Linked DNA regions of Homo sapiens: all the other regions are linked to region 2. The links are chromatin contacts, found by Hi-C or POLR2A ChIA-PET in ENCODE. All regions are on one chromosome and are shown on one strand. Each heading gives the region's core, a stretch centred on a gene start or an enhancer-like site at or near the end of the contact. The rest is flanking DNA. Distances are from core to core; before and after follow the strand shown. Region 1 holds the start of NAB2 (NGFI-A binding protein 2). Region 2 holds the start of ITGA5 (integrin subunit alpha 5). Region 3 holds the start of PTGES3 (prostaglandin E synthase 3).

What was found. A loop is a pair of places that touch in the nucleus more often than their neighbours do. ChIA-PET counts read pairs that join two places held with the same protein, here RNA polymerase II (POLR2A). Pooled maps may share reads with other maps.
Region 1: a loop to region 2 is called in a map of CD8-positive, alpha-beta T cell, with 6 times the contacts of the local background. The contact joins the promoter of NAB2 here to the promoter of ITGA5 in region 2. A Hi-C loop is called at or near these places in 1 of 168 maps with a recorded cell type or tissue (CD8-positive, alpha-beta T cell) and 4 of 50 pooled maps. POLR2A ChIA-PET finds 5 or more read pairs at or near these places in 1 of 52 experiments (T-cell).
Region 3: a loop to region 2 is called in a pooled map, with 4 times the contacts of the local background. The contact joins the promoter of PTGES3 here to the promoter of ITGA5 in region 2. A Hi-C loop is called at or near these places in 5 of 50 pooled maps. POLR2A ChIA-PET finds 5 or more read pairs at or near these places in 2 of 52 experiments (CD8-positive, alpha-beta memory T cell and activated CD4-positive, alpha-beta T cell).

The regions. Positions count from the first base shown.
Region 1 is chr12:57,087,839-57,091,439 of GRCh38, forward strand. It overlaps NAB2 (NGFI-A binding protein 2), which reads left to right and starts at 1,276. Exons shown (of 7, transcript NM_005967.4): 1 at 1,276-1,516; 2 at 3,287-3,601. The coding sequence starts at 1,434. It also overlaps a transcript of NEMP1 not described here. RefSeq lists an enhancer at 548-597 and a silencer at 868-1,487.
Region 2 is chr12:54,417,922-54,421,709 of GRCh38, forward strand. It overlaps ITGA5 (integrin subunit alpha 5), which reads right to left and starts at 1,345. Exons shown (of 30, transcript NM_002205.5): 1 at 1,060-1,345. The coding sequence starts at 1,277. All of the region lies in intron 2 of GPR84-AS1 (GPR84, ZNF385A, ITGA5 and GTSF1 antisense RNA 1), which reads left to right.
Region 3 is chr12:56,686,015-56,689,617 of GRCh38, forward strand. It overlaps PTGES3 (prostaglandin E synthase 3), which reads right to left and starts at 2,270. Exons shown (of 8, transcript NM_006601.7): 1 at 1,984-2,270. The coding sequence starts at 1,985. RefSeq lists enhancers at 1,377-1,426, 1,537-1,656, 2,155-2,680, 3,157-3,206 and a silencer at 2,317-2,506.

The sequences.
Region 1 (3,601 bases), core at 26-2,525, 2.7 Mb after region 2:
CGGCCCCCACCCCCCCTCCTTTCCCTGGGGCTTAGAGTCTATGGGCCGGGCCCTTAGAGCCCCCGCCTCCCCCAACAGCCCTCCCAGCCGTGGGCGGGAGTGCAATGCGAACCAGATGGGGCTAGGAGAAACCAAAGGGGGAGACGGTGGTGGGTTGCAGAGGCGGGGGCTAAGCTCCTTCAAGGCGCTCCTCCTTCCAGCTCCGCCGCAGGAAGTCACGTCGTAGGCTCCCGACCTCTTACTCATCTTCCACTAGACTCTCGGGCGAGGTCCCTAATAGACGGCCCCAGGAAGGGTATCGTCTTTGTCACACAAAATTCCCAGGCAGGGCCTCATCCTCAGCAAACAGAGGACAAGTGGAGGAATCCCTGCCTGACCTACGCGCTGACAAAAGCCGACGCGTCTAATCAACACGCGCACCTAAGTGGTGGCGTGCAGCATAACCCTCCCATTCCTGTTTCCCAAACTTTCCAGGCTAGCATGGAGGCCTGGGTTTCTGAGAGCGACCCCCTCAGATTATTCCATTGGGGCTGAGGAGGGGCGCGGGGATATCTAGGAGATCCCTGCAGAGCCCCACGCTCTCAGGCCCGCCTTAAGTGCACACTATACGGGAGTCAGATGCACGCACAGGAGAAGCCGCACAGCCCAGCCTTCGCTAACTTTTCCCGGCTCACTGCTAACATTCACACGTCCAGCACCACAAGGCCTGAGTATGGGCAACGGGCGTCCCCGTAGTTGTTTAGGCGCGTGTGCACGTCCGTGCGCTTCTGTGTCTTTGTGTACTTGTGCGTGGTTGTGAAACTCCTCTCTCAGCTCGGAGGGGTGGGGGAGAGAAGGAATGTCGCCGGCGGGGCGCTCACGTGGGTACGTGGGCGCCAAGAGGGCCGGCTGTGCATCCGGCGTGGGCGGCACAGAACGACCTCGCCCCGCCCGCTGGGTCCCCAAGCCCGCCCTGCACAGCCGGGCCTCGGTCACCTCGGTCCCCAATTCGGCGCCCCGGCTCTGAATCCCCGCCCCCGCCTCCTGCTCCACACCCCCTCCCCCCCCGTCTCCGCCTCTCCCAGTCTCTAAGCCGCGGCGTCTCCGCGGCCGAGAGGCCCCAGCGCCCGCCTCCCCGGCCCCCGCCCCCACCCCCGCCCCCGGCTCTGCCCACGCCCTCCGCCCGCCAGCCCGGCAGCCAGCGCAGCTCCGGGCCTCGCTCCCTGTGCGTCCTGCGGGGGCGGAGGCGCGGAGAGGCGGCAAGCGCAGCCGGGGAGGGTGGGGGGGCAGAGGCACAGACAGAGGCGCGGAGGCTCGGAGAGAGAAGACGTGGAGGGAGGGACAGAGCCTGGACAGCGGTGGACACGGCATCGTGCGCGGGGAAGAGGGCAGCACGCAGCAGGCGCCGAGCGCCGGGCACCGAGAAGGGCAGCCCGGGTGATCTCCGGCCGTCCATGCACAGAGCGCCTTCCCCCACAGCCGAGCAGCCGCCGGGCGGAGGGGACAGCGCCCGCCGGACCCTGCAGCCCAGACTCAAGTTAGTGGGCAAAGGGAGGCAGCGGGGAGTGGAGATGGGTGGAGCTGGACTTGGGAATGGGGTCCAGAGGGCGGAGGTCGAGGGGAGGACGTGGGGAAGCAGGACGGGGGTGGGGGGTGGAGACTGATGGAAAAGGGGGTGCGTCTTCGAATTAGGGGGCCCTGGGAGCAGGCAAGCATCTGATGAAGCTGGATATGAAAGAGTAGTACCCAAATCTCCATTCCTGGTTTACTCTGTGGGCTCCATCTGGCCTAAGAGCCCCCTGCAAAGAATGTGGGAGCCTCCAAGCACCAGGGGATGCCCTGGAGCTCGAGCTGGCATCAGTGCGGAAGGTGGGGGGACGCTCAGTTGCCTCAGTCCCTCGTTGGCACGGAGCGCGCGGGCCCCCGGTGCCTTTGAGTTAAAGGAGCATCAGCGGGGGAAAGGGGGGGTGACGAGGGAGGCAGGGAGGCCTTAGGCGTTCCTTCCCATATCTGTCCCTTTATTCACAGAGCGGGGAGGGGAGTTTCAGTGTGCAGCCCCTTCATCAAGAGGCCTTGAGCCGCTCCCCCACTCCACTTGAAGATGCGGGTGGAAAATATGGGAGAGGAGAGTAGGCGGGAGCCCCTGGGCGGTTTTCGCCTACAGACGCTACCACTGTGGGAGTGTGTGTGGGCGGAACGGCCCCGGAGCAGAACAATTGCGCCCCTCCCCCTGCCACGGCCCCTGAGCTGAAGGAAAAGGCTGACCGAGGAAGTGGGGAGTGTCACTGCTAGGAGAGGGGCCACTGAGGAGCACTGGGCAGCCTGGAAGGGTGGAGAGGTTCTGAGGGGAGAGAGGAAGCGTGCGTTAAGAATGCTTAACCAGGCCGGGCGGGCCCGGTGGCTCAGGCCTGTAATCCCAGCACTTTGGGAGGCTGAGGCGGGTGGATCACGAGGTCAGGAATTCGAGCCCAGCCTGACCAACATGGTGAAACCCCGTTTCTACTAAAAATACAAAAATTAGCCGGGCATGGTGGCGGGCGCCTGTAATCTCAGCTACTCAGGAGGCTGAGGCAGGAGAATCGCTTGAACCCGGGAGGCGGAGGTTGCAGTGACAGCGCCACTGCACTCCAGCCTGGGTGACAGAGCGAGACTCCGTCTCAAATAAATAAATAAATAAATAAATAAATAAATGCTTAACCCCTGGGAAAAGCTGAGCGGAGAAGAGTAAGGCACCACCTGGCTCACTGAGTGGGAAAGCCAGGGAAGGTGCCACACCCTCCCTTTTAGCCACCTGGGGCTGTGGCCCCTTCACAGGGAATGAAGCTGGCCAGCAGCGTCCACTGTGGGGGAGACTGGGCTCCTACATTCACTTTAGTATGGGTGACTTCACTTCAGTGTTGAGACTGCTGAGTGTTTAGAGGGGAAGGTGAGGATTGTGTTTTGGGGGAGAGGGAGGTCCAGCCATCCCAGGTCGGTGCTGGTCAGCCTCAGCGCTCAAGTTCTTCTTGCCCCAGACCAAAAAGATAAAAGCTGAAGATAAGGTTGTAAGACGCTTCGACTCCTACAGACACAGGCCACTGACTTTTGGGGCTTCGGGCCAGTCTAGGACGGCACTGGCTTGTCCATGCCTCTGAGCAGTGCCTGATTCTGAGAGTCTGTACTCAGACCTGGGCACTGGGCAGGATAGCATCCAAATGAGGGAGGGGAAGAAAAGCAGGCAGGAAAGAGGGAACAATTGTTAGTGTGGGTTGGTACCCAGTAGGGGGACTTGCACCGACTGCCTCTCTCTTGTGCCCCTCCTTCTCAGGCCCAGTGCCCGAGCCATGGCACTGCCTCGGACGCTGGGGGAGCTGCAGCTGTACCGGGTCCTGCAGCGCGCCAACCTCCTTTCCTACTATGAGACCTTCATCCAGCAGGGAGGGGACGACGTGCAGCAGCTGTGTGAGGCGGGTGAGGAGGAGTTTCTGGAGATCATGGCACTTGTGGGCATGGCCACCAAGCCCCTCCATGTCCGGCGCCTGCAGAAGGCACTGAGAGAGTGGGCCACCAATCCAGGGCTCTTCAGTCAACCAGTGCCTGCTGTTCCCGTCTCCAGCATCCCGCTCTTCAAGATCTCTGAGAC
Region 2 (3,788 bases), core at 95-2,594:
CTCTAACTCCTGTTTCCCAAGCCTGTCAGTACCCCATTTTCTAGGCACTCGGGGTCCGGGTCTGCTTATCACTGTGCTGAGTTGGGAATAAGGATCCTCCTTTGAGATTTCCAGGGTCCTGAGTCCTTCATTCTGACGTTCTTGGCCCCACGGAGCCCCCGTCTCCCCAGCTTCCGACCCCAGCCCCAGAAGTCCCGGTCTCAGCACAGCTCCAGCCGACCAGCTACAGGAAACCAGCTTTTCTCTTCCTCCCAAGAGCCAGAGGAAGAGGGAAACCGCCCACCCCCCTTCACGCGCGCACACACCCCTCCCGACACATCCCAGCACCCGCCCTTGGCTGAGTTCGCCCCCAGCCCCAGGGCCCCAGTGCCAGGGTCCCCGCACTCGCCCCCAGTTCTCGGATCCCCTCGCCTGAACAGAGATTGGGGGCGGAGGGAGGAGTAGGAGACAGAGGAGAAAGGAGAGGGAGCCGCCGTCCTCTCTCGGGTCTTTCCCCGGTCTGAGTTGAGGGGGGAGGGGAGGATGAGGCTGGCCCCCATTTAACCTTCCGACCCCCTCAGTCTTTGACTTTCCTCCTACTACACGTAGCTCATTCGGCTTCTACCCGTTCTCTCGCCGCACAATGGCCCCTACGGATCCCGAGGTCTCCTGGAGCCCCCAAAAGCCCTTCCCGGCCTCTGCGCCCCCTCTGCGCCCCCACCCGCCCCAGGTCCCAGCAGCCCACAGACTTCAGCCAGAGACCCTCAGCTCTCCATTCACGCGCTCTCCTCTCCCTTGGCCCGGAGACCCCTGCCCAGACTTCTCCAGCTCCGTGTCCTCTCCCCACCGGACACATGTCTCCCCACTGATCTCAAACGCCAGGGCCCCTCCTCACCCGCCACGGTGCCCTCCCTACTCCAGCGCGGGCCCCCAACTCTAGCCAGGGCCCCCAACTGCAGCTCTATTCCTTACAAACTCCACCCTCAAACTTAAGCCCTGGTCCCCTCCAGACCCCAGCCGCGCCCCCAGTCTCCAGGCGGCTCCCCCACCCCCATCCCGTCTCCAGCCCTCCTCACTCACCCGTCTGTTCCCGGCCGGTAAAACTCCACTGAGAATCCGAAGAAGGAGCCCGGGGGCCCCGAGAGTACTGCTGGGGCCTCCGCGTCTAAGTTGAAGCCCCCGACCCTGGGTGGCGGCGGCAGCAGCAGCAACAGCAGCGGCAGCAGCGGGGGTCGGCGCCGGGGGCCCCAGCGCAGCTGCACGGCGTGGAGAGGGGACTCTGGCGTCCGGCTCCCCATAGCGCCCGCTCTTCCCTGTCCTGGGGCCACCGACCCGGAGCCGCTTCCTAAACCTCCCAGAGGCGAATGACTCAACGCGGGGAGGAGTTTGCCAAACTCCCGGCTGAGCCCTCCCCCCGCCTGCCGAGGGGGCTGGCGGGGGGGCATTCCTGGGTCCCTGGAACTCTGAGCCCGCGTCCCCCACCCCTAAGGGGCGTGGGGGGGGGGCGCACCCCTCCAACCCCCTTTCCCCAGCCCCAGCTGGAAGCCGGTTGTCTGGACTGGGTTAGACTGGGCGGGTTTGGGTTCTTCCCCCTCCTCTCTGCTTCCCCCTCCTTCCTCCCCATTCCTTTCCAGATGTACAACGTAAACGCTCGGAAAACGAGTCGGAAAAGGGAGCGGAGAATTTCCTAATGAGGAAAGGAATCACCTCTGGTGGGCGGAGGAAGCCTGTATATGTGTGTGGGGTCTCCCTCAGTGCTTTAGGGAGGAGACTTTGGGGTCTAAAGAGACAGGAGACTCCTCTGGCGTCCGGCCAACTGGGATTCCCCCTTGCCTTCCGGGGCCGCCGGGTGCCTGGGTTCTGGCCAGCTGGATTTGGGACACAACAGTTGAGGTACAGAGACAGCGTTCGCAGTCAGCTTGCTAGAGGACCTACACGGGCTCCTCAAGTTCCGCTGCTTCCTCCTCCAAGCTTGCTAGTATTGAAAACCCAGGAGTTTGGGGTCATTCATCAGGAGGATTCTGCTCCAGTTTGCCCCCTTCTTGGTCCTAGGGTATGTAAACCTCTGCTGAGCCCCTTCCTTGGATCTGACAGTTGACCAAAAGCCTGCGAGTGGCTGGCCCCTCAGTACCTGCTTGATTAAACTGGCCGGGTTCCTACAAACCTGGAGAATTGTGAGAGGTGGTGGTGGTGGTGGAAAGTCTTGCAAAGGGACCCAACCTTCAGCTCCTAATGGCTGTAAACGCTGGGAGCTCTGGCCAGGCACGGTGGCTCACACCTGTAATCCCAGCACTTTGGGATGCCGAGGTGAGCAGATCACCTGAGGCCAGGAGTTCAAGACCAGCCTGGCCAACATGGCAAAACCCATCTCCACTAAAAATACAAAAATTATCCAGATGTGGTGGTCCGCACCTGTAATCCCAGCTACTCGGGAAGCTGAGGCAGGATAATTACTTGAACCCAGGAGGCAGAGACTGCAATGAGCCGCGATTGCACCACTGCACTCTAGCCTGGGTGACAGAGCAAGACTGTATCCAAAAAAAAAAAAAAAAAAAAAATCCAAAAACCAAAAACCAAAAAAACAATGGGAGCGGAAAGCCAGGACCCCATTCTTCCCAGATTCCCCTGTGGAAGTAGAGGAAGGGACTCTAGAAAGGGAAGGCAGTGACCCCCTGCCCACCTCTTCCCCAAGCTCAGGCTCTGTGTGATGAGATCACTTTTCAGGATTCTAGCCTTTATCTTAGTCTGGGGGAGGGGACTACAAGTCCTTTCAGTCTCTTTCCTCCAGGACTCCTCACTTTCCAGAATAATACCCTGTCAATAATATCCTGTCAACCCTGTCCCTTCTGTTCTCCAGTCCCCTGCCCCACTTCGGGCTGAAAGGCTCAGAATAAGAGTGCCCAGAGTCAATGTTTTTTTCCTGCCATGACTCTCCCCCTCACTCTGCTACTCCACTTCCTGTCCCAAATCACCCATCTGCTTTTTTAAAAGCCCCCCTCCAGAGCCAGCTGCAGCCCAAGGGAGAGGCTGGCTGGCCAGACTGTGGGGCAATGCTGGCCCGTATCCCATTCTCACATCTGCAAGTCCTGACCCTTTCTTAGGTGAGGAACCCAGGGAATCTCTGGGTCAGGATCTTTAAGCCCAGCATTGCCAAAAAGGCAACCTTTAGGTGAGAGCTACTCAAGCCATGGGCTGGGAACCCCCTTTGGGAGGAGAAGGGCTGAGGCCTGATTGCTTTTTAGCCCAGCAAAACACGTGTGTGAACCAAACACTCTCCTTTCTCAGTCTAGGCAAACTCTTTAGATTTTCCCAGGATTTGGGAGATTAGGGGTGGGGGTGGGGAGGGGTGCAGGGAAGGAGGTGTGTGACTCAGCTCCTCCCAGGAGCCTTGGTGGGGGACAGGGGACATAGCGTCCTGCCCCAGTCCTCCTCCCCACTCCACCCCTAGCCTTGGCCAACTCAAACAGGCCCCCTCCCTGTCCATTCCCTGCTCCTGTTTACACCGGGAGCCCCTTAGTCATTCTTTGGCTGGCCTTTCTACTCTCCCCAATATCCCTCCTCTCTTGGCTCTTTCTGCCCTTATAAGTCCTCTCCCAGTGGCCCCAACACCTCCTGCCTTTCCTCTCACCATGCCTGCCTTTGCCTGATCCTCTCTTCCTCTGCTCTGGGTTCGTCCTTAACTTGGGGTCCCCTCCTAATTAGAGCTACTTCAGCACAGACCTCCAGGCCTGGAAGCTGACCTAGAAAGGCCAGTGAGGAGGGGATAGAAGCCATCAGTCCAATCTTCTCCTTCAGAAGAGGAAATGGGT
Region 3 (3,603 bases), core at 1,020-3,519, 2.3 Mb after region 2:
TCCGCCTGCCTCGGCCTCCCAAGTATAGGGATTACAGGCGTGAGCCACCGCGCCTGGCCTTACACTTACTTTTCACCCAAGTTTTTAAATCTACTTTCCTAGTAATAGCCGTTCCTTACCTATTTAAATATCTCATGTGGCCTCCATCAAATGCTTCTACTTCAAGCCAATTTTAAACATACTTTTCGCGAAAAGATATGTTGTTTGGCTCTATTATTAAAAGCTGCTTAATGCCTCATCTGACAAAAAATTTCCCCTTACAGATTTTCAGAGTATGAAAGGTTAAGACTGATGTCCCTTCTACATTACTTAGGAGAGCTTTCAAATAGAAAAGCAAAAACTATTTTATATACATTCAAATTTATTTATTTATTTTGAGACGGGTTTTCACTCTTGTTGCCCAGGCTGGAGTGCAATGGCATGATCTCGGCTCACCGCAACCTCCACCTCCCAGATTCAAGCGATTCTCCTAACCTCAGCCTCCCGAGTAGCTGGGATTACAGGCATGTGCCACCACGCCCGGCTAATTTTTTTTGTATTTTTGCAGCGACGCGGTTTCTCCATGTTGGTCAGTCTGGTCTCGAACTCCCGACCTCAGGTGATCCGCCCGCCTCGGCCTCTCAGAGTGCTGGGATCACAGTTGTGAGCCACCGCGCCCAGCCTAATTCAAATTTTTTAAAACCCCGATTACGTATCACTTTCGGGGAGGGGGCTCCTTCAAAAATTCTAACATGCTGTGCTCTAGAAGCTTGTTCCCAGTGATAAACTCGCTTCAGCCTCACGCATCCCTTTAGATTTCTAGCCAATATACTCAGCCTCAGTATCATGACTTGAATCAAGCAAATCCTTATTACTTTTCCAAAGACATAAAGTCACTCCCCTCTTCTCTCTTCTGAATGGAGTCTAAAACAAAAGAAAAAAAAGGTTCCACCTTAATTGTTCTCCATACCTTTTAGGACGTAGTTAGTACCTTGAAAAATAACCTCCCGTCAAAAAAAAAAAAAAAAAAAAAAAAACCCTGTAAAACCGGCAGTTCCCACTGTACGCGGCAGTGCCAAGAATTCTTACCGGTTAAAATCGCCAAGGCTTTCCTTTATCATCGTAAAATGAAGACTGCCATAGAATCTGTATTCACCTCCACACAAATTTAAGATCTTTGGGACGACTGTAGGTTAATTAAATGCCTACTACATACCTATTTCATCCTACACTGTAACAAGATAGTGAAACCTCACCTCAAGTAGAACATGAAACACAGAAAATGTCCGTATCTTTCCAAAGTCGACACGTGCGGAACTACCTGCTCAATGGTAACTCCTCCTCGCTGCCAGGGAAGCGGCTGAGTTTTGGCAACCTCCCGTGTTTTCAAGAGACTGGAGTTAGGAGGCGGACTGGAAGTACCCACACTCAAGAAACCCAGACACTGGAGAGGGAAGTATGTTGCGGCGTGGGCATGGCTTCCTTCTAGTTGCCTAGCAGTACCTGCAGCTCACGGCGAGGTCCGCGTGGGGCTCTCCCAGGAGCTCCGCCAGGCACCTGGCGGCACCCACCACAGGTGCACTCGACTCAGGGCCTGGCCCCGGGACCACAAAGCAACAGAACCGGAGCGCCCAAGCAGCCGAGAGGCGACCCACGAAGGTTCACGCTTCAGGGCGCCGCATGGCGAGCAGCTACCGGGAGCTTAAGGCCTAGGGTGAAGTTACCGAAAGAGGCGAGTAACCCAGACAGCCAAAGGGGTAAAAGTAGGATTTCCGGCATGGGGAAGCCAAGGAACGGTTCAGGGGTGGGGGAAGCAGACATCTGGAGGAAAAATGTCCTCCACCCGCCAACGGTAACCGGAACAAGGATCCTGGACCTCCCGCCCCCAGGCAGGAACGACTGCCACCACCGATGCGAGAAAGGCTAGGGGGCCGCTTCCAGGGAGCCCCCAACGCGGCCTCGGCCTCACTCGGCGACCTTCCCTCGGCGGGGTGTCGCACTCACATTGTGAACGGGGCAGGGGGACGGGCGAACTGGTGGGCGGGCCTCTCTGGCGGCGGCTGCTGCTAGGGAGTCGACTTCTCTCCGGTGGCGACTCCGCTTTTTCTCTCCGGTCGCGGCCTCTTCTCGCTTCCCTCAGGCGACGGCGGCAGCGGCGGGCTCGACCTCGGGCCCCAGAATGCACCGCGCGGAAAGAGCGGCTCCTCCGGTCGGGGAGAAGAGGAAAGTGTAGGAAAAGGGGCGCGAGGACGGAGAATGAACGTGCGTGCGTGCAAACGAGGGGTGGTGAGGCCGGGCGGCGGCTGGTGACGCAGCAAAATGCCCGGGCCTTGCCGCCGCGCGTGCGCAGTCCTTGTTTTTGGGCTCCGGCGCGGCTTTCTAGAGATATCTACGGAAAGGGCGGGGCCTCCCAGCTCCTTCGCGATCCTTCCTGGCGCCGGCCCCGCCCTTCGTCCGCCACCCCACCCCCACTCCGCCCCCTGCTAGTCCCTACGCGTTCCCGCCTCTCCTCCCGCTCTGTCTTCTCGCGTTAGAAAACCGTTAGTGGCCCAACTGCCCTGCCATGCGCCTTCGGCGATTTCTCTGAGAAACGGTTGCGTTGACAGTGGGAGGCAAGGCTGAGGCGGAGGGACACGGAGTCGGGATCCTGGAGAACTGAAATGGCGCGTTGGTTACTCTTGAGGGAGTAAATCAGCTCACTGAGTCATCATTCCACCACAAAAACCTGTAAAAAGCCTGTGCTGTGGAAAAGGGCTCACTTCAGAATCAAGGGCCTGGGTCCACCTCGCCATTTTTCTGAAGGTTGGAGGCTCTGTCCAGGGACAGCGGAAATTCGAGGTTCTTGGCGGAGGAGGAGCATTTGCCAATTGGGGCGGGCTTTTGCCCCTACCTTGAGACCTTAGTGCTGTAGATGAGCCAGGAAAGGTATTTGAGGGGAGAGTCTAGGTTTCTGGGAATGGAGAGAGTAGGACATTGTGTGTTTCCACGCACATCGTTTGGGGGAGAAGGGGTTCCCCGTCGCTTTGTGCAACATATTAGTAGGGTGTAGTAGGGGTAGCAACCAAGAGACCCAAAACAGTCCTGCTTAAGAAGAAGCCGCTTAACGGTGGATTGGGGAAAAATACTCTAGTGCGCTGCATTTTGAACAGGAAGGAGGTTTAACGAAAGTGCTATAAAACCTTTCTGAAGAACGGGGCTTCATAATAAGCACTAAGGTATTTAGTGTCTGTGTTGTGCAGGACAGGTAGTGGGAGCTACGAAACCTGGACCCTAGCTCAAATGCCATTAAAAAGGGAAATTGGGCGGGGCGCCCGTGGCTCACGCCTATAATCCCAGTACTTTGGGAAGTTCGGTGGGCGGATCACCTGAGGTCAGGAGTTCAGGACCAGCCCACCCAACATGGTGAAACCCCATCTCTACTAAAAATACTAATTAGCAGGGCGTGGTGGCACTTGCCTGTAATGCCAAATACTAGCTAGTATGAGGCGGGAGGATAGCTCGAACCCCGAACCCGGGAGGCGGAGGTTGCAGTGAGCACTCCAACTTGGGCGACAGAGTGAGACCCTGTGTCAAAAAAAAAAAAAAAAAGGGAAGGGGCCGGGCGCGGTGGCTCACGCCTGTAAT